Linked DNA regions of Homo sapiens: regions 2 and 3 are each linked to region 1. Evidence: read pairs that join two places in POLR2A ChIA-PET (ENCODE). Cell type or tissue: GM12878. All regions are shown on one strand. Links, peaks and the distances in the headings refer to the core of each region. The heading gives the core; the rest is flanking DNA. Region 1 overlaps TET2 (tet methylcytosine dioxygenase 2). Region 2 overlaps TET2-AS1 (TET2 antisense RNA 1). Region 3 has its middle 27 kb from the start of TET2.

The links. Peaks named below come from ENCODE experiments on the same cell type or tissue, not always from the same donor. Only the 100,000 strongest peaks of a DNase experiment are listed, where the experiment ranks them.
Region 2: POLR2A ChIA-PET joins it to region 1 with 5 read pairs; 2 of 35 experiments call an interaction of 5 or more read pairs at or near these places.
Region 3: POLR2A ChIA-PET joins it to region 1 with 5 read pairs; 2 of 35 experiments call an interaction of 5 or more read pairs at or near these places.

What each region holds. Positions count from the first base shown.
Region 1 is chr4:105,211,557-105,219,853 of GRCh38, reverse strand. The region is part of intron 2 of TET2 (tet methylcytosine dioxygenase 2); the gene reads right to left. The region is part of intron 2 of TET2-AS1 (TET2 antisense RNA 1); the gene reads left to right. Among named protein-coding and RNA genes, the nearest start is that of TET2, 69 kb to the right of the region's middle. In GM12878, for the core only: no CTCF peak of the experiment used is centred there; a DNase peak (open chromatin) is centred at 4,073; H3K27ac peaks cover 2,838 bases.
Region 2 is chr4:105,286,081-105,294,377 of GRCh38, reverse strand. The region is part of intron 2 of TET2-AS1 (TET2 antisense RNA 1); the gene reads left to right. It also overlaps the pseudogene RN7SL89P. Among named protein-coding and RNA genes, the nearest start is that of TET2-AS1, 63 kb to the left of the region's middle. In GM12878, for the core only: no CTCF peak of the experiment used is centred there; no DNase peak of the experiment used is centred there.
Region 3 is chr4:105,116,046-105,124,342 of GRCh38, reverse strand. No RefSeq gene overlaps it. Among named protein-coding and RNA genes, the nearest start is that of TET2, 27 kb to the left of the region's middle. In GM12878, for the core only: no CTCF peak of the experiment used is centred there; no DNase peak of the experiment used is centred there.

The DNA.
Region 1 (8,297 bases), core at 1,232-6,231:
GGGGAGTGGTTGCCCTATTAAATACTATATAATGAGGGTAAATCTCATTAAGATAGTGAGATCTGAACAAAGTCTTAAAGTCGAGTTATATAATAAACATCTAATTCACCAAGATGATCTTAATCAATGCATAATTCTTTACTGTTTGATACATTGTCTCATATCTTCAGCCCTAAAATCAAGAATGGCAAAACAAAAAACAAACAAACAAAACCCCACAAAGCTATCAAAAGGTAGAAATTAACTATATTAGAGTTGGTCAACTAAATTGTCACATCCCCAGGGGACTCTACAATATTAATGTGAAACAAACATGACATACCTAGCATTTTATTTAAAAACTCTGTACCAGGAATCCTTGTAACACAAGCATTTTGGCAATTATGTACTGTACTGTATCCCTAAAATCTGCTCCTTCTCAAAAATATTTTGTTCCCTACCATTGCCTCAAAAGGCATGCCATCTATGTTTTGGAGAAGTTTTGTACAGACTTGAATAAATTCGTTTTCCTATTGATCTAGTCTTAATCAACTGGTTACCATAACAATCTGGTCATTTTTATTCTTCCTATTTTGGAACAACTAGCAATGATCATGTTTTAGTTAATTTGTAGGATATTACGGTTATTTTTGAGAGTAAGATGAAGATCTTCTTAAAGATTAATAATGGAGATGCCATTAAACCAACTGCACATCCATGAGCTATCAATTTAAGAAATTTCAATATGTATCAGTTCTAATGAAAAGCTGCCAACATTATTTCATAACATAAACAAAATAACCAGTCTATCAGAAGAAAGAGTAATACAGATGCTTTAAAAGAGTATCATATAACCATGTGTTCATCAGAAAAATACATCAATGTTCCCATACATGATGAAGATTACTCTAATTTTCTTTGATCTGAAAAGCTCTGATAAATAGGTTAAGATCGCCTAAAATTATATAGCATGTTTTAGATTATCAAAATAGTAATAGACTATATATATAATATAGACATTATATATATTTTTTCATTACAAAAGGTTCTTCTGGAAACATAATTTATGGGATCCAGAAGTTGCATAAAATATGGTCTCTATCTTTAAGAATCTTTAATTATTTAACTGAGAAGACAAGACATATACCTACAGGACATAGACACAGTCAGAACAAGAATGCTGAGTTTTGGTTCTAAATGTGGGTTTGTGAGCAAGTCACAACCACCCCACATCTCAATTTTTAAAAATTTATAATACGAGGGGAATGAACATGATTACATCTAAGGTCATCTTGTGTTCTAAAATGCTATGATTCTCTAAAACTGGCAATGATAAATATCTACTGGGGCTTCAATTAAATAACTCATCACGAAGACCACTTTCGGTTTGAAGGGTGTAATTTTTACCTCATTTTACACATAAGTAAACAAGCTAAAAGAACGAAACGGCATGGCATAGCCGACATGAGGAAGAAGTAGATATAAAATGCAGCCTTGTCCAACTTCTGAGCCAAACTATGAATAGATGGAGATGATCTGTTCAGGACAAAGAGGTAGATTTGGTGCTCCTTATCAGTACTGTCCTTGGAAAAGAAACACTGGATTGGCCAATATGATCACATCACTAGGAACATAAATTCTTCTATGGGGCAGGATGATTAAAAAGCTTTCTTCATTGAGGTCTAGAAAATAAATATTCCTAAGACTCTTCATCTTCAAGAATCACTGGGTGCCCTTAAAGCAAGTACCCTGGACAGTGGACATAAATAATATTTTGAAAATTAAAAATCAGAATTCTTGATTATTAATTGATAAACTTACAATTTTGTTTAAACATCAATCTCATGTGAGTTTAATTAAAACAACTCAATTTCCTTCACTCGAGTCAACTCTGCGGGAGAGATAAAATTGGGTTTCTGAATTTTTGACATTAAGAAGCAGGTCCTAGGCAATGGTGTCCACCCTAAAATGATGTCTTCTTGATGTCTCTACCATGTCTCTTTATAAGTGCAGTATTAATAAACTAGAGATGTGTCCTAATGTGTAGGTACCTGAACACACATGTACACCAACACCATTGAAACAGATTCTTATCATATGTGATATCTATCTATGGGACTGGTTCTTTGGGATATTAACGTGTAATTTTAAAAAAGGAGAACCAGCCTGAGAAAAAATAAAGTTCTGTGCTCAAGCAAGAAAACTTATTTTTTTTCTAATTTAAAACTTTCTTTAATGCATGGCCTCAAAGTCTTTAATATGATGATAGGATGTCTGGAAAGGTGCTGTGTGGCATTTCCTGGACATAATGAAACACAGGATCATTGTTTATGGAGCACCCTGAATAAACAGTATTTCCATGGAATAGCATACTTTGGAAAACCCTAATTCAGATGTAGTATATGATATCTTATGTAATTTTAATCTGTGCATAGATCTTGAGGCACTGATGAGAACCTGTGGACTAGGAGAGTATAAATTCATAAAACCACTCAGATGTAGAGTTCTGAGTTCATTTTCAAGAGCAAAGGACACATACCTATGCAAGTTTTGCTTTAGCTTCAAATTTAACTTGTAAAAACTAAACTATCTTCTTCCAGTTATATTGCTGTTCTAATGATTCACGCTCTTCACCTGTACTTTGCCCAAATACAAAATCATAACTTTTTTTTTTCACCATGAGCTAAACAGACCATCCAAGTTATGCCTTTGAAATGAAGAGAAAGGTCTGTTCATAGGATATAATTTGGTTGATTGTTATTTTAGTGTTGCATAGTGCTGACATGTATCTTCATAGAGAATGCAGGGAGGGGCAAGAACAAAGAAAGAACACACAAAAAAATTGTAAACTCAAAAAATCTAAACATTTAGGACAAACAAAAAATACACTTCCACGTATGTATTGAAAATAACATTTGAATTCAAAATAAGACTTAACTACCTGCAAAGAAATTTCCATATAACCTTAACATTACCTAGGAAATATCATAAATTCACATCACGCTGTATGATGCATTTAAGATTGATGTGACCAACAGTTTGTCCAACAGACTTAGCTATACATCTGTTATCACGATTATAACTAAATCCGCTAAAAGATGAATTAGCTTTTTGTTTGAAAACAGCTTCAAATTAATTAGTGAATGATCCAAGTTTATGGCATTTTTCATAGAACAAAAACAGGATTGTAGAGGAAAACATCTAGGAAATATCATATAAATGTTCTGCTTTAACCTGTGGCAAATCATTACTTTTAAAGTTTATATTTGAATATAATATATAAATGTAAATCAGAAGCAATAAACACTTCAAATATCACCAACAACCTAAAAGTTGTAGCTTACCCCCTTTCCCCTCTATCGTATCCATCTTTTAGGAGTATAAAAAATCTGATTTTAGTTGCCATCTTATAAACATAATACCATAAAATAAGTCCACCAGTTAAGACAAGCACTGAATTACGATGAAGAAAAAGAGCATTTCAGATTAACTCACAAAGATTATAGAACTGTTATTACCAGAAGCACCAACAATTCCATGAAAGAACTTTGATTAAAATTCAAAGCAATATTTTAACTCTCCTCCCCCCGACCTGTTTCAAAGAAGTACTATGAAATAAACATGTATAAAACATTCCTTTTGTTTTAGTCAGCGTGGCTTTAAAAATACTCATTTGTACTCTATGTCTCCTCTTCTACCTCCCCCAGAAATACTAGCCAAACTCCAAGTATACTAGCTCTAATATTCACAGCATGGAAATGTTTTACATTGTCTTCTAAAGACCCACAGTTAGTAATCAAGATCATAAAATATTTTGAAGCTGAATTAACTTTATTTAAGGGGAGAACAAAGAGTAGAAGGAAATGGTGGTTGATCTCTTAATAGAAAAGGTACTTTAGTCACACATGGAGAAAATAGAACTCTGAGTTGTCAGACATGTCTCTTCAAAGGTATTGACTTACAGTTAAAATGTTACTCAGGCCGACCATTTATGGTATCGTATAAAAATTCTACACTGCTCTGCTAAAAAAGGTTATGGTTTAGAACCCCAGAAATGAGTTGGCATTCTGGTTGAAATCAAAGCAAACTCTTTCCCATGTTTCAATGTTCTCTTTGTGGTAAGATGTAGCATGAAGAGATGGTAAAATCACTGCAGATAAGGGGGAAAAAAAAACTGGCTGATCTCATCTGTACTGCAGTTATTGCTTTGAGATGATGCTGAAGACTGCATTATTGAAGCAGTGCTGGGAAAAATGTTGTATTCCTTTCTGTTTCTTTTTTCAAAATACTTTCAAAACTCTAAATCTTTTCTCAGAGGCATTTCTAACTCTGGAAGCCCACACAGCTACCAATCTTATAAACATTTACAAGTATTTCATCTCTAATTTAAATTTTAAATAAAATTATAATGTGCTGAATAATAATTCAGGCTTTTTGGTAATAAATATAAGTCAAATGTCACAAAGTTTAAAAAGCTCTTTCACTGATTTTCTAGAACATTATTTCATGGTCTGACAAGTGATTGTAAGATGTTATTACAGAGAGACACTGAAATAACCTATTCTTTTTAGTTTAAATGCTACTCAGTTGAAGAAAATTAGATTTTATAAAAAGGTCTCATGTAGCATTTTCTGGAAAAAAGCATCATATTCTTATCACTGCCTATGGCTGTGTAGGAAAAAACCTCTCCAAAATGCATTTTTCCTCTGCTCTCACATCACAACAATATTCAAAACAGAAAACTTCTCTCTTGTGACCAAATGTGTGAGGGTTTCTCCCCAATAACAAGCAGCAGACACTAGCTGGGTGTCCTCCAATTTAATTCCCGGAGACAGTGTCAGACCCCGTAGATTAAACGCTCAGTTCCCAAGATGCTCCTGCCACAGACACAAGTCACAAATCCAGGCCTCCAGAACTTCTGACCAACCAGCTTCGAGTTGGGGTTCCCACAACACCCTCTTTGGGTTCAATACGTTTGGTCAAGCAGCTCACATAACTCAAGAAACACTTACTTATATTTGCTGGTTTATCAAAGGATACAGATGAAGAGATGCTTAGGGTGAAGTATAAGGAAAGTGCACGGAGCTTCTAAGTCCTCCCTGGATGAGCCACCTTCCAGGAACCTCCACTGGTTCAGCTATCCAGAAGCTCCCCAGACTCAATCCTCCTGAGTTTTTATGGAGGCTTCATGATCATCAGCATTCCTTTCCCCAGTGCAAAGGGTGGGACCTTCTCTGGGGTTTTAAGACTCAAAATCAGAAGGGTGGGGAAGATTAGAATCTCCCTCAGGGTTGGGTGTGGTGGTTTGAGCCAAGGTGGGTGGATCACTTGAGCCCAGGAGCTGGAGGCCAGACTGGGCAACATGGCGAAACCTCTCTACAAAAAAAAAAAAAAAAAAAAAAATGCCAGGTGTGGTGGCATGTGCCTGTAGTCCCAGGTACTTGGGAGGCTGAGATGGGAGGATTGCTTGAACCTAGGAGGCTGAGGCTGCGGTGAGCTATGATCACACCACTGCACTCCAGCCTGGGTGACACAGGGAAGTCTTGTCTCAAAAAAAAAAAAAAAAAAAAAAATCTCCCTCGGGGGACAAGTGAAAGGAAGGCAGGAGAGATTCTGTTTTCTAAGGCCTGCCCCGAGGTCCAACACACCCCACATTCTAACAAAAGACTGTAAAAAGGGATATTGGAGCTATGAACCAGAAACCATGGACAAAAACCAATATATATCGTAACATGACAATGGCAAACTTTTGTCCTAGCACTTTATGAGGCCAAGGCAGGTGGATCACTTGAGGCCAGGAGTTGGAGACCAGCCTGGCCAACATGGTGAAACCTTGTTTCTACTAAAAGTTAGCCAGGCATGGTGGCATGGTGGTATAGTCCCAGCTACTCGGGAGTCTGAGACAGGAGAATCACTTGAACCCAGCAGCAGAGGTTGCAGTGAGCAGAGATTGCACCACTGTACTCCACCCTGGGCGACAGAGGGAGACTCTGCCTTAAAAAAACGTAGCTCAACTCATTACTTATTGAGCCTGTGAGCAGAGTACTGTACTAGGTGCCATGGGAAACAGAATGACAATTGGTCATAGTTCTCTCTGAGAGCTTTTATCTAATTTAGAAGCAGATCATAGAGTTAAAATAAATGCCATCAGACATGCAACTATGGAGACTCATAGGAAGGTGGGTCATCCAAATGAAGGGCTTTTGGTAGTGTGCTTTAGGAATTTTTAGAATGTCTTCACTTGCAGTGAAAGAAGAACATCCTAGGTAAAGGGAAATGCTTGAGAAAATTTGTAGAAAGACTTAAAACACAGAAAAATATCTTAAAATAGCAGGAAGTCCATTTGGTCAAGCATAGGTATATGTAACATCTTACAATGAGAAGAATACAGATGTGGTAGAAATTAGTGTGTCATTTTGAATAAGGCTACTTTTGACGATCATTACAAGCTTTGAAGCATAATCCTGTAAGTTTCAAACTCAATTTGATTAAAATTGGCTAAAGAAATTTTAGTATGCTTCCTCTCAATTTTTCCTCTTCTGCATATTTGAAAAGCTGTGAATTTTTCCAAATTCTGCCTTTATGACTTAGAATAACAAAAGAACTATACTGACGTGTCAAACTTCAGCAGGTTATATCATTATGCTTATAAATATTGAGTTACAGCCCTAGAAAATAGTCACTATTAGCTATTTCATAATGCACCTGTATATTTCTATGTCAGAAAAAGAATTGAGGAGTTAAGATTTAAACTCAAGCTTGTAAAACTAGTTTATGCACTTAAAAAGAAGTAGATGAGCAGATGCATTTGTAAAATAAAACTCCAATGGAGTCTTTTGGTGGGTGGGTGGGGGAATGGGGAAAATTAATTTTTTTTTTTCCTCTGAGACAGATTCTCACTCTGTCGACCAGGCTAGAGTGCAGTGGCACAATCTCAGCTCACTGCAACCTCCGCCTCCTGGGTTCAAGTGATTCTCCTGCCTCAGCCATCCAAGTATCTGGGACTACAGGCACGTGCCACCATGCCTGGCTAGTTTTTGTATTTTTAGTAGAGACAGGGTTTCACCATGTTGGCCAGGCTGGTTTTGAACTCCTGACTTCAGGTGATCCACCCGCCTCAGCCTCCCAAAGTGCTGGGATTACAGGCGTGAGCTACCGCACCTGGCTGGAAATTAATATTTTTTAATCATGAAAAAAATAGAAAATTAAAAGAGACTAATATCATTAATTCAATTTTTAATTTCATTTAAACCAGAAAGGACAGTCCTAGAAAATATAGACCAGCCATACACAATTTGAAAATTTTGGGACTCTCAAATTTGATTTAGTATGCATAAATGATTTTACTCTAGTTTAAGGCATGTATATATGTGTGTATACCCACAAATAAAGGCAAATACAGGTGAATAATCTATTATAACTCTGTTAAGTTGCCAGTCATTATATGTAAATATTATTGACTACATTAAAAACAAATCAACACCTGAAACTAACATGAGCTTATTATTTTATTAGTTGGGTTTCTGTAATTAAATGTAGTGTTCTGAAAGTCTGCTGGACCTCAATCTGAAAGGTACACTGAGTAATCTTTATAGATCATTTGGCAAAGCAGAACATTAAGAAGATAAAGAGGAGGTATTCATTACAACTATGGGTAACCTGGACTTCTCAACCATCTGACTAGATAAAAACTGCATGGCTTGAACATTTGGAATTTCTCATGTTTCAGGACAGATAAAGTGCTGACATGGGAAGAGTTACTTTATCCTCAAACTCAATTTCCCTTGAAGCTACCAAAGGAATAATCAAGGTGAGAATATGTTTCTATTGTTACCCTGCTTATTCACGCCTCATTCCTACATTGGCATACTGTTATATGCAGGGTGAATATGAGGTGGCCATAAGGAATCTCAATGACTTAAGTTACAGTAAGTAGTCTTTGCAGTCAGATAGATCTCCATTTAAATCCATATTCTTCTGTTTACTGTGTGATCCTGATGGAGCCTTTGTTTTTTAATCTAGTGACAACATTAACACTAAAAGGATTAAATGAGAAGTATTAAATGAGATATGTGAAAGACAAATGGGATGACTATTCCCCAAACAGGCATGCATCTTCTGCCTCTATGCCTCTATGCCTCCATTTACTCCTTCATACAGAATTTCCCTATCTTTCACGGCTCAATTAAAAATTCACCTCCACCTTACAGCCTTTCTTGTTCTCTTTCAGCCAGCTGCAGTGCCCTCTTCTGAACTATCCTTTCATTTAGACCTGTGTTAGGACACTCTCACTTTAGGGACACCTTGTTCTTAGTTTT
Region 2 (8,297 bases), core at 1,470-6,469, 74 kb before region 1:
TGTGATTATTTTTCCAGAGCTTCTGTAGGGTTAATTTAGCCAGCAGTTTCTTCTTTTTTTTTCTGTTTTTTTTTTTTTTTCTTTTTTTAAAAGTGTTTCCATGGGGAAGTGAAGACTTGGAGCTTCCTAGTCTGCAATTTTGTTGACAGTACTCCTAAACTCAGATTTTATGACTTTCTTTTTCTGCTCCTGGATGCCATGCTGGAGGTTTTATGACATTTTGGGGGAGTTTATGAGTAGTTTGGGGGATACTGATGGAAATTGATATTTCTGAATGATCTCTCCACTGAAATTGCTCTTAGGTACTATTCCAAATTTCTGGATTTTGAAACTAACAGTAACTAGAAACTCCCACTAGAAGGCAAAGTAAAGAAGGCTTGGAGGGCTATATTTAGAGTTGAGAAAAATATCTTAAAAAAAAAAAAGAAAAGACAGGGTAGGGTCTTTCTCTGTTGCCCCAGCTGGAGTACAGTGATTACCCATGGACTCCATCCCCCTGCTAATCAGCACAGGAGTTTTGAACTGCTACAGTTCTGGCCTGGGCTAGTTTACCACTCCTTAGGCAACCTGATTGTCCCCTGCTCATGAGAGGTCACCATATTGATGCCAAATTAGTGCAAATACCTGATCAGCCTAGTGCACTACAGCCCACAACTGGACTCAAGCAATCCTCCTTCCTCAGCCTCCCCAGTAGCTGAGGCTACAGGCCTGAGCCTCAGTGAGAAAAATACTTTTCTCTCAATCTCATTTCCTCATTCTCTCAATGAGGAAATCATTGAGGGTACTACTCACAAGATCAATGTGTGTTGTTTATGAGATCTTGGGGGAGAAGATTTTTCTTTTTCTGATAGGTTTTAGAATACATAAGTATACTCTGAAAAGTAGACAGGATATTTATCATCTTCATTTGCCTCATGAGGAAATTGAAACTTAATTAACAGGAGTTTTAGCCAGGTTTTTTCTTCCTCTTTTTTCCCTTCCTGAAAATGGAGGATTCTTTTTTTTTTTTTTTTTTTTTTTTGGAGGGGGGAGGCTGTATTTTTTTTTCTAGTTTTTTTAAAAATTATTATTATACTTTAAGTTTTAGGGTATATGTGCACAATGTGCAGGTTAGTTATATATGTATACATGTGCCATGCTGGTGTGCTGCACCCATTAACTTGTCATTTAGCATTAGGTATATCTCCTAATGCTAACCCTCCCCCCTCCCCCCACCCCACAACAGTCCAAATGGAGGATTCTTATTTGCTGATGTGCCTCATGCATCTAGAATTGTGCCTGGAACATACAGAGTAGGCAGTTAATAAGTATTTGTAACATGAATGAATGGGAGGAGCTAGTTGTCCATAGTAGGAAAAGTGATGACTTTGTTATCTTTTTAAAACTTTATTTAGTGAACTTTATAATGAAGTCTAACCTATATCAGAAAAGAGTACCAATCATAAGTATAAAGGTCAGTGAGCCTTCATCAAGTGCATACACTCATGTAACCAGCTTCCAGATACAGAAAAAGAATATTATCAGCACTTTAAAATCAGAAATTCCTCTGTCTCAAGCCCTCTGCCGGTCACTACCCACTACCAACCCCCATCTTCTCTAAAGTGTAGCTACCCTGATTTTCAAAATACATGGATTTGCTTTGTCTATTTTGAACTTCATACGCACTAAATAATACACTATGTACTCTTGTGTATGGCTTCTTTTGCTAAATATTTATTAGATTCATCCATATTATTGAATGGGTATAGTTGAACTTTGTTACATTTTCAAACTTTATAAAAACATTTTACTTTGAAATTAATCAATGCCAAGTGAAACTCAGATTTATAGAAAATTAAACTCCAATAACTATCATTTTTGGAACACATAATGACAGAAACTATACCAAGGACTGACATACACGAGTGATCTCACTTAATTCTCTCAAGTTTCCTGAGGTGTAGGTGTTATAATCCTCATTTTACTGACAAACTCATAGAGAAGTTTACTAATTTGCTAATAAATAACAAGTTTGTAGTTGATGAAACCCTGTCTGGACCCAGGTCCCTCAGTCAACCATGCTTATGCTTTATTAATCACCACTCTATTTGTCTCTGTCACGTGAGACTCTTTTAAGAAATTTTTAATTGAATATGCATTTAGGTGAAGAATGGGGAAAAGTGAGGCTGGTATTAACTTAGAGACAGCTGTCTTCTATCCATGTGCACCACGTGATAGAACAGTTTGCCAGGGCCTCTTTGCTGTCATAAACTGTGTGTTTGCAGACTCCTTTAGGTCTTGTTCTTTCATCACAACAGGCTAACTCAGGAACTCGGAGCCTAGGAGGAAAGAGGCATGGACCTGGCCTCCTAGCCTCTGTATTATAGATGTGGGTCTCAGGAGAAAGTCAGGAAGGACTGTGTTTATTTGCCTCATGAGGAAATTGAAACTTAATTGACAGGAGTTTTAGCCAGGTCTCTTCTGCCAAATTCAGCCAAATTCTCCTTTTACCTTTATTTTTTTTTTTAATTTAAAAATGCTTTATTTGCCGATTTAATAGATTTGACCAACATTTAACTCTTGGTTTAGATCTTTCACTTTCCCAGTTCAGTAGGGGAAAAAAGCATATCCTGTCTTCTAGTCCTGTCCCTTTTAACATACTCTGCCTTAAAAATACTTTATTCTGTTTATATAAATAAACAATATAAATAAATAATATATCTGTTTCAGGCACAGATATTATAAACATTAAATTTATGAAATGAAAATACAAATATTGTCATTTCCTCACTTTTTTCTCTTTGATTTTTTTTTTCTGCTGCTAGCTCTTAAATTGTTTGGGCTTTTTATTAGTGTTTGATATGTATTTGGTAAGTTAGAAACTTGTGATGTCTCTCCAACTACTAGAGTTTCCACAGTCACTGGGGGACAGTAACCTCATCTAAGAGCAATTTAAGGCATTATGAGATTATAGACAGGGAATTATTTCCTTGCTTTGTGACTATCTTCTCTCTAATTTGGGAGTCCTAGTTATGCTTCATGATCAAGTGTTCTTTTGCTGCTATGTAAACCTGTTTTGTCAGAGGAGGAATCGGAGATCTTGCTTATGGGAAGAAGGGAGAAAGGGCTATAGGGCTCAGCCAGCAGAGCTCTATGATGTGCTCAGTAGAAGAAACCTCCTAATGTGAAGAAAGGGGAGGAAGAGAGATGAAAAAAAATTTTGTATTAATAGAAAAAAACATTTATTGCTACTTCACACTTAAAGCTTTACATTCGTATTTAATCTTCACCATAACCCTATGATGGGTGCATATTATACAGATTTTTTTTTCAAATGAGGCTCAATGTACACAACTGAAAAAACTTCAAGTCTGAATCCAAAGCCAGGTAACTTCTGCTACAGTTGTCCCTTGTGTATCCGTGAGGTTCCTTGATCCCCCAAAGATACCAAAAATACAGGGATGTTCAAGTCCTTCATATAAAATGGCTTAGTATTTGTATATAACCTACGCACACCCTCCCATATACTTTAGATCGTCTCTAGACTACTTCTAATACCTAATATAAGAGGAATGCCATGTATATAGTTGTTATAAAGTATCATTTAGGAAATAACAAAAAAGTCTTTACATATTCTGCACAGATGCAACCATTCATTTTTTTTCCCGAATATTCCCAATGGTTGATTGAATCCACATATGTGGAGCATCAACTGTGTACTGTTTTCTGTGCTTCATTTCATTCCTTAAAACCAAAATAAAGAGCCTCCCAATGAGAGAAGGATGTGAGAGCACCACAGGCAAGTCAGTTTTCAAGCAACAACACTCAAATTTCTATTGACATTACTATTTTTTTTGCAAGTAATAAAAGCAAGTGCTCAGTGAATATGCCTATAAGTCCTTAATTTCATGAATTATCAGAATTCATTCTTTTTGGGGAAGTGAGATAGGAGGTCAAGTAACTTTATATAACTACTATTTCACTAAATAGAATTCTCATTTTTGTGTGAATTAAGAATTGATTAGAAGCCTGCCTGGCCCAGATCAACTGGGAGCTGGAGTGACTTACCAACTCGGGGAAAGGGTGAGTGAGAGACTTCCACATCCCTACTGTAAAACTGTGGAATCTGGGCTGTTGGAGAACACCTTGACCCTCCCAACCCCTGAAACTAACAGGGAGCTGCAGGGATGTCACGGAATGAAACTGCTCCAAGAAGGGATCTTGCAGTGAGCCCCATACCTTTTCTGAGACCTAAGCAGTTATGAAAAGGAACCATTTCCAAATCTAGCCTGTAGCAGACTACACACTATCCTTAGGACCCAGTGGTGCCAGGACTGAGGCATTACAGAAACTCGGGCTGTTGCTGATGCAACTTGGGAGTGAGCTGGGAGTGCCTTCTCACCTGGCGTAGGAAGTGAGCAAGGTGTGCACTGCAGCTGCTGCTGCCAGGAAGTGGGCAACCCCAGGATGGAGATTAGGATATGAACAGGGTGTGAGTTGCCTTTGGGACTTGCTCTTACGACCAAGAAGGTGTAAGCTAGGCATAGGCTTTCACTGCTGGAGGGGCCAGCCCCACTAAGACTGGGGTATGAGTGGGGGTTGCATGTTTCTCACCCATTGGCCCAGACTATGACCACCCAGGCAAGTCCTCAGTGCAGCTGCTACTGTCTCTTTACCAAGCAGAACACTCCACCTGAGGCCTGGGGATTGTCCACCCATGCCCATCATGGCTGGTTGCTGCTGTCACCATTAGGGAACCGGAGCACAAGCCTGCCCAGCTCATTTTGCCCTCCCCCCATCCAAGATAGAGCACATAGCCTGGGGATGTGGGGATTGCCCAACCAATCCACCACCTCATGTAACTCAGCACTCCTACAGGCCTGAGGTTGGGCCTTAACTCACAGCCTGTACCTCCTCAGCTGGTATATACCTGCAAGCACCAACTGTGGACCTGGAGACAGGCCCGCCCAGCCCATCACAGCTACTGCCAATATCAATGCACACAGATTAGGACCCAGAGAAATCATCTTGCCATGGCTACTGCTATTGCCCATGCCACAGCAGCTATCTAGGAGCCTGAGAACCCCTCTACCCCTGCCACTACTGGCATCTGAGCAAGCCACCTTGAGGCCCAAGAATCAGGCCACCAGTAACAACCAACATAGGTTCTCGGGTACATCATCTTGAAGCGCAAAGATAGGCATGCTCAGCCCACCACTGTCACCACTGGGGCCTTAAGACTGGCCTACCTGGCATCTTAGTCCCCAGTACAACTTCACTGTATCCTCCACTAATAACTACACCCTAACCAATTGCGGAAATCGCAGAAACCAATAACACTGTTTACAGCTAAAGAAATCATATGGAGACTACCTACTGCATGTACCCAGAATCAAAGTTGAAGTGCCTTACTCAACCAACATCATAGATACATCTTCAGGAAAAATTCTCCCATATGAAAGTAAATTTAAAAATAGGAAGAAGTGACTATTAAACCAGATGCACAGATATTAATGCAAGGACACAGACACAAAGCAAGAAAATACAACATCCCCAGAAGAACACAGTAATTCTCCAGCAAAAGATCTTCATCTAAAGGAAATATTTGAAATTCCAGATAAAGAATTCAAAATATTGATTTTAAAGCAGATCAGTGAGATATGAGAGCATTCTGACAAATAATACAAGGAAATTAGAAAAACAATTCAGAATATGAACAACTTTTCAAAAAGATATTTGAAAAAAGAACCCAATAGAAATTCTAGAAGTGGCAGGGTGCAGTGGCTCATGCCTGTAATCCAGCACTTTGGAAGGCTGAGACGGATGGATCACTTGAGGCCAGGAGTTCAAGACCAGCTTGGCCAAATGGTGAAACCCTGTCTCTACAAAAACTACAAAAATTAGCCGGGCATGGTGGCGTATACCTGTGGTGCCAGCTGTTTGGGAGGCTGAGGCAGGAGAATCTCTTGAACCTGAGAGGCAGGGTTTCAGTGAGCCAATATCATGCCACTACACTCCAGCTTGGGTGACAGAGCAAGACTGTCTCTGCATCCCCACTCACCCTCAAAAAAAAAAAAAAAATTCTAGAAGAATTCATTAAAGGAAATAGAAAATACATTTGAAAGCTTCAACAATAGACTAGACTAGTCAGAAGAAGAAAATTCTAAGACTTGAAGACAGGTCTTTTGAAACAATCTAGCCAGACAATAATGAAGAAAAAATAGGAAAGAATGAGCAAAGCCTTAGTTACATTTTGGAAAAAAGTGGTCAAATATTTAAATTATTGGTATCCCCAAGGGAAAAGGAACAAAATATTAGAAAACATATTTATAGTTTGTGTTTATTGTTTCATATATTATCTTTATTTAACAAGATAATATATGAAAACCTGCTGGATCTAGCAAGAGATTTAGATATTCAGATACAGGAGGCTCAGTAATCCCTGGACTGAACAAGGCAAAAAGGTCTCTACAATACATTACAGCCAGACTAAAGTCAAAGATAAACAGCAAGTTCTAAAAGCAGCAAGGGAAAAGTGCCTAGTCACTTATAAAAGAAATCCCATCAGAGTAACAGTGAATTTCTCAATAAAAACCTTTCAGGCCAGAAGAGAATGGGACGATATATTCAAAGTGCTGAAAGAAAAAAAAAAACAACCTGCCAGACAATACTATACCTAGCAAAATATCTTTTATAAAGTTTTTCCAGACAGGCAAATGCTGAGGAATATTTTACCACTAGAATAGTTCTACAAAAAATGCTTAAGGGAGTCCTAAACCTAAGAGCAAAAGGACATTTACCATCATATAAACACATGAAAGTGTAAAACCTACTGGTAAAGAAATCACACAAAGGAGGAAGAGAAAGGACTCAAATGGTACCACTACAGAAATCCACCAGGATCACAATAACAATAAGAGAAAAAGACAGGAATGAAAAATATACAAAACAACCAGAAAATAATTAGCAATATGATAGGAACAATACTTCCCATATCAATAATAATCTTTAATATAAATAGATTAAATTGTCCACTTAAATGTTGTAGAATGGCTGAATGGATTTTTTAAAAACCATGATCCAACTATATGCTTCTTACAAAAAATTCACCTATAAAGACATATAGATAAAAAGCAAAGGGATAGAAAGTTATTCTGTGCAAAATGAAACTGAAAGCAGGAGTAGCTATACTTACATCAGATAAAACAGATTAAGTCAAGAACAGTTTTTTCTTTTTTAAATTTTTATTTTACTTTAATTTCTGTGATACATGTGCAGAACATGCAGGTTTGCCACATAGGTACCCATGTGCCACAGTGGTCTGCCACACGCATCAACCCGTCACCTAGATATTAAGCCCCACATGCATTAGGCATTTGTCTCAATGCTCTTCCTCACCCCGCCCCCTGACTGGCCCCAGTGTGTGATGTTCCCCTCCCTGTGTCCATGTGTTCTCATTGTTCAGCTCTCACTTATGAGTGAGAGCAGGTGGTGTTTGGTTTTCTGTTCCTGTGTTAGTTTGCTGAGAATGATGGTTTCCAGCTTCATCCATGTCCCTACAAAGGACATGAACTCATCCTTTTTCATGGCTGCATAGTATTACATGGTGGATATGTGCCACATTTTCTTTATCCAGTCTATCACTGATGGGCATTTGGGTTGATTCCAAGTCTTTGCTATTGTAAATAGTGCTGCAATAAACATACGTGTGCATATGTCTTTATAGTGGAATGATTATATTCCTTATGACTAGTAATGGGATTGCTGGGTCAAATGGTATTTCTGGTTCTAGATCCTTCAGGAATCGCCACAGTTTTCCACAATGGTTGAACTAATTTACATTCCCACCAACAGTGTAAAAGTGTTCCTATTTCTCCATAGCCTTGCCAGCATCTGTTGTTTCCTGACTTTTTAATAATTGCCATTCTAACTGGCATGAGATGATATCTCATTGTGGTTTTGATTTGTATTCAATAACAGGTTTTTTTTAAAGCTTTATATATCAATAAAGGATCAGTTCAGTGACAGAACACATAACAATTCTACATATATATGCACCCAACACTGGAGCACCCAGATTCATAAAGCAAATATTACTACATCTACAGGAACAGATAGACTGCAATATATTAATACTGGGTTACTTCAACATTCCATTCTCAGCATTAGACAGATCATTTAGACAGAAAATCAACAAACATTGAGTTTAAACTGGATTTCAGACCAAATGGACCTAACAGACATTTAGAGAACATTCTATTCAACAACTGTGGAATACACATTCTTTTTATCAGCAAATGGACCATTTTTCAAGATAG
Region 3 (8,297 bases), core at 1,359-6,358, 96 kb after region 1:
AAATATGTATATATCAATATATGTAATATATTGATATACACATATTATTTTTACCTGCTTTTTAATTTAAATCATAACTATTAGAAAATTTAAATTTTTAGAAAATTATTAAAATTAAAAAACTATTTATACATATATCATTCCATATCACATAATATCATACCATATCACATAATATCATACCATATCACATAATATCATACCATATCACATAATATCATACCATATCACATAATATCATACCATATCACACAATTTCTCCTGGACAGGACTAGACTAAATCTACTAGAAAGTAGAGGATGTGGGAGTCTGTTGATATAGTTAATTACAGGCCAGCTTCTGGAGCACAGAAAAGGTTGGAGAAGGAGGGTGAGTAACCCAGGAGAGAACAACAGAGATGTTAATAAAGAACACTAAACCTAGACAGATTTACCCTAAGTAAGTGGACATTTTTCTTGGTGATTTCTGTTGTTGGTCTGTGAAATAATTTGTTAGGAAACTTGTCAGGACATTCCATATTACATGAAGACTCATATATATATATATATTTTTAAACAGCATTGAGGGTGGAATACATAATCAGCTGAGTCCTTTCCAATTGTAACTTTTAACTTTTATGTGTGCTCCATTTTGCTAAGCTCCGAGTATAAATTGAAATTCATATATTATGGAAGTATATGTAGGTCTTTAAGGGACAACTATAGCAGGCCTGACAAGTAGAAGACACTTTATTTTTTTCTTTTTTTTTTTTTTTTTTTTTTTTTTTTTGAGACGGAGTCTCGCTCTGTCGCCCAGGCTGGAGTGCAGTGGCGCGATCTCGGCTCACTGCAAGCTCCGCCTCCCGGGTTCACGCCGTTCTCCTGCCTCAGCCTCCCAAGTAGCTGGGACTACAGGCGCCCGCCACTACGCCCGGCTAATTTTTTGTATTTTTAGTAGAGACGGGGTTTCACCTTGTTAGCCAGGATGGTCTCGATCTCCTGACCTCGTGATCCGCCCGCCTCGGCCTCCCAAAGTGCTGGGATTACAGGCGTAAGCCACCGCGCCCGGCCAGAAGACACTTTAAAAAACAAATTTATTTTATGAGATGGAGTCTCAACATGTTGCCTAGGTTGGTCTTGAACTCCTGGACTCAGGCAGTCCTTCCACCTCAGCCTCCCCAAGTGCTGGGATTACAGGTGTGAGCCACTGCGCCTGGCCTAGAAGACATATTTAAAAAATTTTTTGGGGGGGATGGTATCTCTGAGATTTGATTAACCTTTTTTTGAAAAATATTTGTTTAAATGTAGGCATTTATCTTTTTTTAAGTAAATATTGATTGGGTACCTTTTACGTTCCCTCACTAAGCTTATTGTCTAATATAATATTAGGGAAGAGATATTTAGCAAGCAAGCAAGCAAATAAATATTAATTTTATGTTTTATATATAATACATAAATTATTATATATATTTTTGAAGAAAGAAAAACAAACTAATGTATAATAATGACTGGAGTGTGATTATGGGGTCTTATTTTAGATTAGGATGGTAAATTAGTTTTCTGTTGCTATGTAACAAATTATCATGAACTCAGCCATTTAAAAAACACTCATTTATTATATACTGCTTTGTAGATCAGAAGTCTGGCATGGTATTGCTGGGTTCTCTGCTCAGGGTCTCACAAGGCTGAAATAAAAACTCTGCTTCCAAGCTCATTGCTGTTACTGGCAGAATCCAGTTCCTTGTAGTTGTAGGACTGAGATCCTTGCTCCTTGCTGGCTGTTAGCCAAGGGCTACCCTGGGCTCCAGTAGCCTGCCACATTCCTTGAATTCCTCCATCTTTGTCAGCAATGGCATGTGATAACCGTCACAAACTTCACATCTCTGACTTCTTCAAACAGCCAGATAAAATCAAGTTTTTTTTTTTCTTTTTTCTTTTTTCTTTTTTTGAGCAGAGTTTTGCTCCTGTTGCCCAGGCTGGCGTGCAATGATGCGATCTCGACTCACTGCAACCTCCACCACCCCGCTTCAAGTGATTCTCCTGCCTCAGCCTCTCAGGTAGCTGGGATTATAGGAGCCTTCCACCACACCCAGCTCATTTTTTATATTTTCATCAGAGATGGGGTTTCACCATGTTGGCTAAGCTGGTCTCGAACTCCAGACCTCAGGTGATCCACCCACCTCGGCCTCCCAAAGTGCTGGGATTACAGGCGTGAGCCACTGTGCCTGGCCAAAATCAATTTCTTAAAGTATAAGCCCCATTTTTATTTTTACTTATTTTTAAATGAATAAATAAAAATTGTATATATTTATGGTGTACAATATATTTTGATATATGTACACATTGTGAAATGACAAAATCAAGCTAATTAACATATCTACTACCTCACATATTATTTGTTTGGGGTGAGGACATTGAAATCGACTCTTTTAGCAATTTCCAAGTGTATGTTACATTGTTATTAATTATAATTGGCATGCTATACATTAAATTAGCTGAACTTGTTATCTCTTGTTTTTTTTTTTTTTAAGATGGAGTCTCACTCTGTTGCCCAGGCTGAAGGGCTGTGGTGTGGTTTTGGCTCACTGCAACATCCATCTCTTGGGTTTAAGCAATTATTCTGCCTCAGCTGAGTTGCTGGGATTACAGATGCCCTCCACCATGCCAGGTTAATTTTTGTATTTTTAGTAGAGACGGGCTTTCAGCCTGTTGGCCAGGCTGGTCTCAAACACCTGACCTCAAGTAACCCACCCTCCTCTGCCTCCCAAAGTGCAGGGATTATAGGCGTGAGCCACCATGCCCAGCCTCTCTTGTCTCTTTGATATAGCCGTTGTAACAGCTATGAGGTCGTATCTCACTGTGGTTGAGAAAATTTATTTTAAAGGGCTCATATGACTTGGTCAGTTCCACCCGGTTAATCTCTTTATTTAAAGGTCAATAGATTTGGGACCTTGATTTCATCTCCATACTTCCTTTACAGCAATAGCTACATTAGTGTGTTTTACTGAATAACTGAGAGATGTGTGTATATCAAGGCTAGGAACCTGGAGGGTCCATCATGGAATTCTTCTTGCCAAGGATGGTTAAGAAAGCAAAAGGCTTTCTGAGGCATTTCCGTTTCAACGAAAGCCTGAATGATGAGAAATTACCAGACATATAAAGATCTGGGGGGTGGGGCTGAGGGAAAGAATTATCACTAGACATGTGCATTACAAATGGTGAATTCCTAAAAAATTTATAATGGAATATCAATTCAAAACTCTGAAAGCTTCTGGAAGTATACAGACCATTACATATTAGAATTTAATAATAGCTGTATACCTACGCTTGCTCTACAAATGCTGAATTTTAAACATTGAAGTTTAGCAAATAGTAGTATATAAAGAACAACTCCTAAAGGATCTTATACTTTCTATACTTCCCAAACTTTCTACTATCTTCCTCTTTTTCTAGGCACCAACCTCTTGTTTATATTCTTCATGTACCTTTTTTTCCATCTTCCTCTTCCTTTAATGTCACATGGTCTTAATCACTATAGTATGCTCATATTTATGCCCTTGCACAATCTTTCCTGTGCTCTCATGTATCTAGAAGAATCCTTTTAGATATCTATCTTTAGAGAGTCAGCACTCTACCTTTAATCAAAAGCCTGCTCTAGGCAAAACTAGGAAAAATGTTCTTTCACTGTCCTTTGATCTTTCCTTTAAGTTCTTGTTGACTTCTTTCTACCACCTTTACTCTACCAAGCAGCCAAAGATCTCAGGCCTCCTCCTCCTTTTCCAGCATTAATGCTCAGATTCAGCTAGCTCCTACTGGACACCTTTTACATATGTTAAAGTTTAAACAATTGATGAGCAGTTTCATGTGTGCAGGGGGTGTCTGTATTTTAACACTGGACAATTGGTTAATTCATAGGACTGAGGATTTAATCATGAAATCTTCAGAATAACCAGGTTAGATGCCAACCATGCTCAATGTCCCTATGAACTGTCCTGCTCAGGAAAGCAGCACCAGGCTCTTTGTATATTTCTTGTGTAGAGTCAGACAGTAATTTGACGAGAGTCGGTACCTGGTCAACTAAGATTCACCCATAAAAATGCTGATGAAATGGATTGGTACAAAAGGTTCTGCCCAAGAAAAGTGAGACAATGAGCAAAGCCAACCAGCCTATTCCCTTCCGGAATTTTAACTGGATATTGCTGAGAGAAATTCCTAGTAAGGGTGTAACAGCAGGATGAGAAAGCTAGTCAGGAAAAACAGCGACACTACAGGAGAGAGACCATGTGGGTAATAAAAGAGAAGGGAACTGGGTTCCAGGTGTTTTGATTCTTTATTGCCGCATAACAAATGAACCCAAAACTTAGTGCTTTAAACAATCATTTTATTTGCTTATAATTCTGTGAATCAGGAATTTAGGCAAAGTGTAGTTGGGTAGTCCTGCTTCTCTTGGCACTGGTTGGTGTCATTCGCTCAGTTGTGCTTATCTGGTGGTGGAGCTGAAATGGAAGTTCCGAGAAAGTTTTACTCACAGGTATGGCCCTTCTGTACTCCTTCACACACTCTCTCTCTCCATGAGGTTAGCTCAGGCTTCCTCCCTGCATGGTGGACTCAGGGTAGTTGTTATTTCTTGCATGGTTGCTCACTTCCAATAGAGAGCATTCCAAGAGGGAGAAAGCATATAGATCTCTGAAGGCCTACTCTTAGAAGTTCCATAATCACTTTTGCCACAATCTATTTGTCAAAGTCTGTGACAGGGCCAGTCTAGATTCAAGGGGAGTGGAAATAGATTTCACCTCCTGATGAGAGGTGTGGCAAGACTTTGATGACATCTTTTAAGTTACCACATCAGGATTATCTTGAAGCCATATGGCTTAGTAGTTCTTTGTCTTCATACTATGCAAATAGAAGGTCCCAGCAGATAGTATATTTTGGAAGAGAAGATAAGATTAGAGGATTTTTCAGTGCCCCTTAAGTCAAAATCTGCTGATGACTATGTTCATTAGCAATGGTTTTCTTAAATCATGTCATACAATATTCCTCTACTCTAGGGATATAAGTACTTAAACTGTCTTTAAAACTCTGCTAGCAATTATTTTTCTATGGAATCTCCATTAAAATACCTTATTAAGTTAGTAGAACAAATATATCAAACTAAAAAATACAAAAGAGATCTTTATGAAAGATTTCTTTAAAAATTTTTACAGAGCAGAGAAAAAAGAAGACATCTCTCCTGTTTCCCCAACGATAGTAAGAAGTATAACAGAAGGGAATATGTGTTGAAAAGGGGATATTAAAAGGGTTATTCATTTTATTTTGCCCAATTAATCAGGTGATATACGTATAATATATATGAGTAAATGTCTTTCTGATTTATCTGAAATGAAGAGAGCTTTCCAGAATAAATGCTGTTTTCACATTTAATGGGCTAAAAGTATATCCAGAATGCCTATAGCATATGTCTCAGGTGTGTGGCAGAGTAGTGTAGGGTGAGGGCTAGGTAAAAATTAGGACAAGAGGCACACACAGTGGCCAAACTGGTATGACGTAGGGTGAAAGGGATGCTTCTGTTAATTTGTGGGAAATAAGACCCAAAGCACTTGAAGACAAGAGGAAAGTCACATTAGAACTAGAAGTTTTCGAACTTGCCTTTTTTCTTTTACAAATAACTGCAAGAGAGGTTGAGGAACTCACTCAAAGTCACAATAATTACTTGGGTATGAACATTTGACAGTATGTATCTGCCACATCACATATGCAAGTAATATTTTGCACTTTCCAAACATCCTTTCTGGTTCCATTACCATATTTTAAGATCTACTTCCCTTGTGTTTCTCTATTTAAAGAGGGCTTTGATCTTAACTTTAGGACTATTTCGCCTGTTTTATTATTTATTTATTTATTTTTGAGACAGAGTTTTGCTCTTGTTGCCCAGGCTGGAGTGCAATGGAGCGATCTTGGCTCACTGCAACCTCTGCCTCCCAGGTTCAAGCAATTCTCCTGCCTCAGCCTCCCGAGTAGCTGGGAGTACAGGCACCCGCCACCACACCCGGCTAATTTTTTGTATTTAGTAGAGGCAGGGTTTCACCATGTTGGTCAGGCTGGTCTCGAACTCCTGATCTCAAGTGATCCACCCACCTCGGCTTCCCAAAGTGCTGGGATTACAGGCATGAGCCACTGTGCCCGGCCTTATTTCACCAGTTTTGAAAGAGATTTTATCAAACTTTAATGTGCAAATTCTGATTCAGCAGGTCTGATTAATTAGGCCTGAGATTTTGCAGATCTCACAAGCTCCCAGGTGATATTGGTGCTTGTCTGTGGACCACACTGTGGAATAGTAAGGAATTAGGTTATTGGGGTTTCAAAACTTGACCCTAAAATATTTGTGTAAATCATCAGGAAATTAATATTAGGTATAAATGCCAAATGAATTCTACTTTCTCAGGCTAGCCAAAGATTTATTCAAGGAATATTTATCAAGACCTTACAATATGCTAGTCATTGTTCTATTTAGAAAAGATGAACTTTTGTACTGTCATTTCTATTGTTATAATAAAATAAAGTGCCAATTAAAAAAAAATTTTAAAGACAGTCTTGCTCTGTCGCCTAGGCTGGAGTGTAGTGGCATGATCTCGGCTTAATGCAAACTCTGCCTCCCAGGTTCAAGCGATTCTCATGTCTCAGCCTCCTGAGTAGCTGGAATTACAGGTTCTCACTACCACACCTGGTTAATTTTTGGGTTATCTTCGTAGAGACGAGGTTTCACCATGTTGGCCAGGCTGGTCTCGAACTCCTGACTTCAAGTGATCCACCCGCCTCTGCCTCCCAACGTGCTGGAATTACAGGTGTGAGCCACCACACCTGGCCTAGTGCCAAATTTTTTCCTACTTAGACATCACTTTTTATATGCTCAAGCAGAGTTGCTTTCTGATGTACTGTGGATATAGGTTATATATACTGAAAGAAGTTTTACAGTAATAGCCTCCTTTATTCTATCAGCATACTGTTCAAATTCCTGGAACTTGGAAATACTTTTGGAGATTACTTTCAATTAAATGTTTCAATAAAATATTTGGCCAATTAAAAAGTGGAAAAACATATTTACTTTTAATCCCAGGGAAAAACCAGCATGTATTGGATGGTTCAAGTACCATCAAGTATTGAATGGTACTTGAACTTGTTAAATGTGCACAAAATGCTTTGTACAACCCTTGAGCTAGGATCACTGATTTGCTTCCACAGCTGCCCCATGTGGCTTTTTGTGACATAACCCAGGTCAGGCTGACCTGCCAAATAACTAACATTGATAAGTGCCGACCAGAAAATGTGAGCTGAATTATTCGGTACTGTCTTCCCTCATTGCAAGGGCATCAACCTCAGCATTTATTAATCTAATGTAATGCTCACTTTGTAATTAACCTGGGAGCTACATCAAACATCTAATTGTACCTCTGACAGCAAAAGGGTAAGTTCTGTTGAGCCTTGAACCTCTCTCAACATGTCTCTAGGAAGTGCAGTTTTGTAGCTATCAGTTGGTGGCTGCAAGAGAAAAAAAAATAGCAGTCATGCTATTGCAACAGTGATTACCCCAGCCTCTTCTTTCAGTTAATGAAGTGTTGAAAGTTCAAGACCCAAGTTATTGGTAGAACTAATGAGAACCAAAATACTATTAATACTTGCTGGAATGAATCTTTTAGGATTTAAAGCTTATTCAAAATCATGCTTTGATAGGACGATATTTTATATGCATTTCCTCGTTTGCTATATATTTGTGCATGCATATCTTTTTGTCATGTGAAGTATAAGCTACTTGAGAGCAAAGATGGTGCAACTTGTTTCTATACTGTGCCTGTATACAGCTTTGTGCATTACAAATGTTCAGGACTGCTTGGTAAATAAAAACAGAATGCAATCTGTGTACTTAACTTCTTTCTTAGCACCAAATTCTTTCTGCTTATTACTAAGAAGTTTTCCTGGTCCATTCTCACCTTCCTGGATTAGAAAATTAGAATAATTCCTGTAAGAAGTTTAGATTAATTCCCATGATTCCCCGACTGACTTCTCTAGAAAAACCAAGAAGTGTAGATTACCTAAAATGTCTGAAAATCTTCTGGGGCAGTCTAGATAGACCTTGAATAATAGGAATATAGCAAGAGGCATTATGGAGGTGAACTCTTTTCAGTAGTGGTTTCAAGAAAACCAAAATTTACTCTTCAGCTTCCCTTCAATCATATATGTTCTATGAAATTCAAAAAGTAATATATCTGGACATAAATTTACATAATTTTCCTGAAAAAATATCCCCACAACACTAATATTACA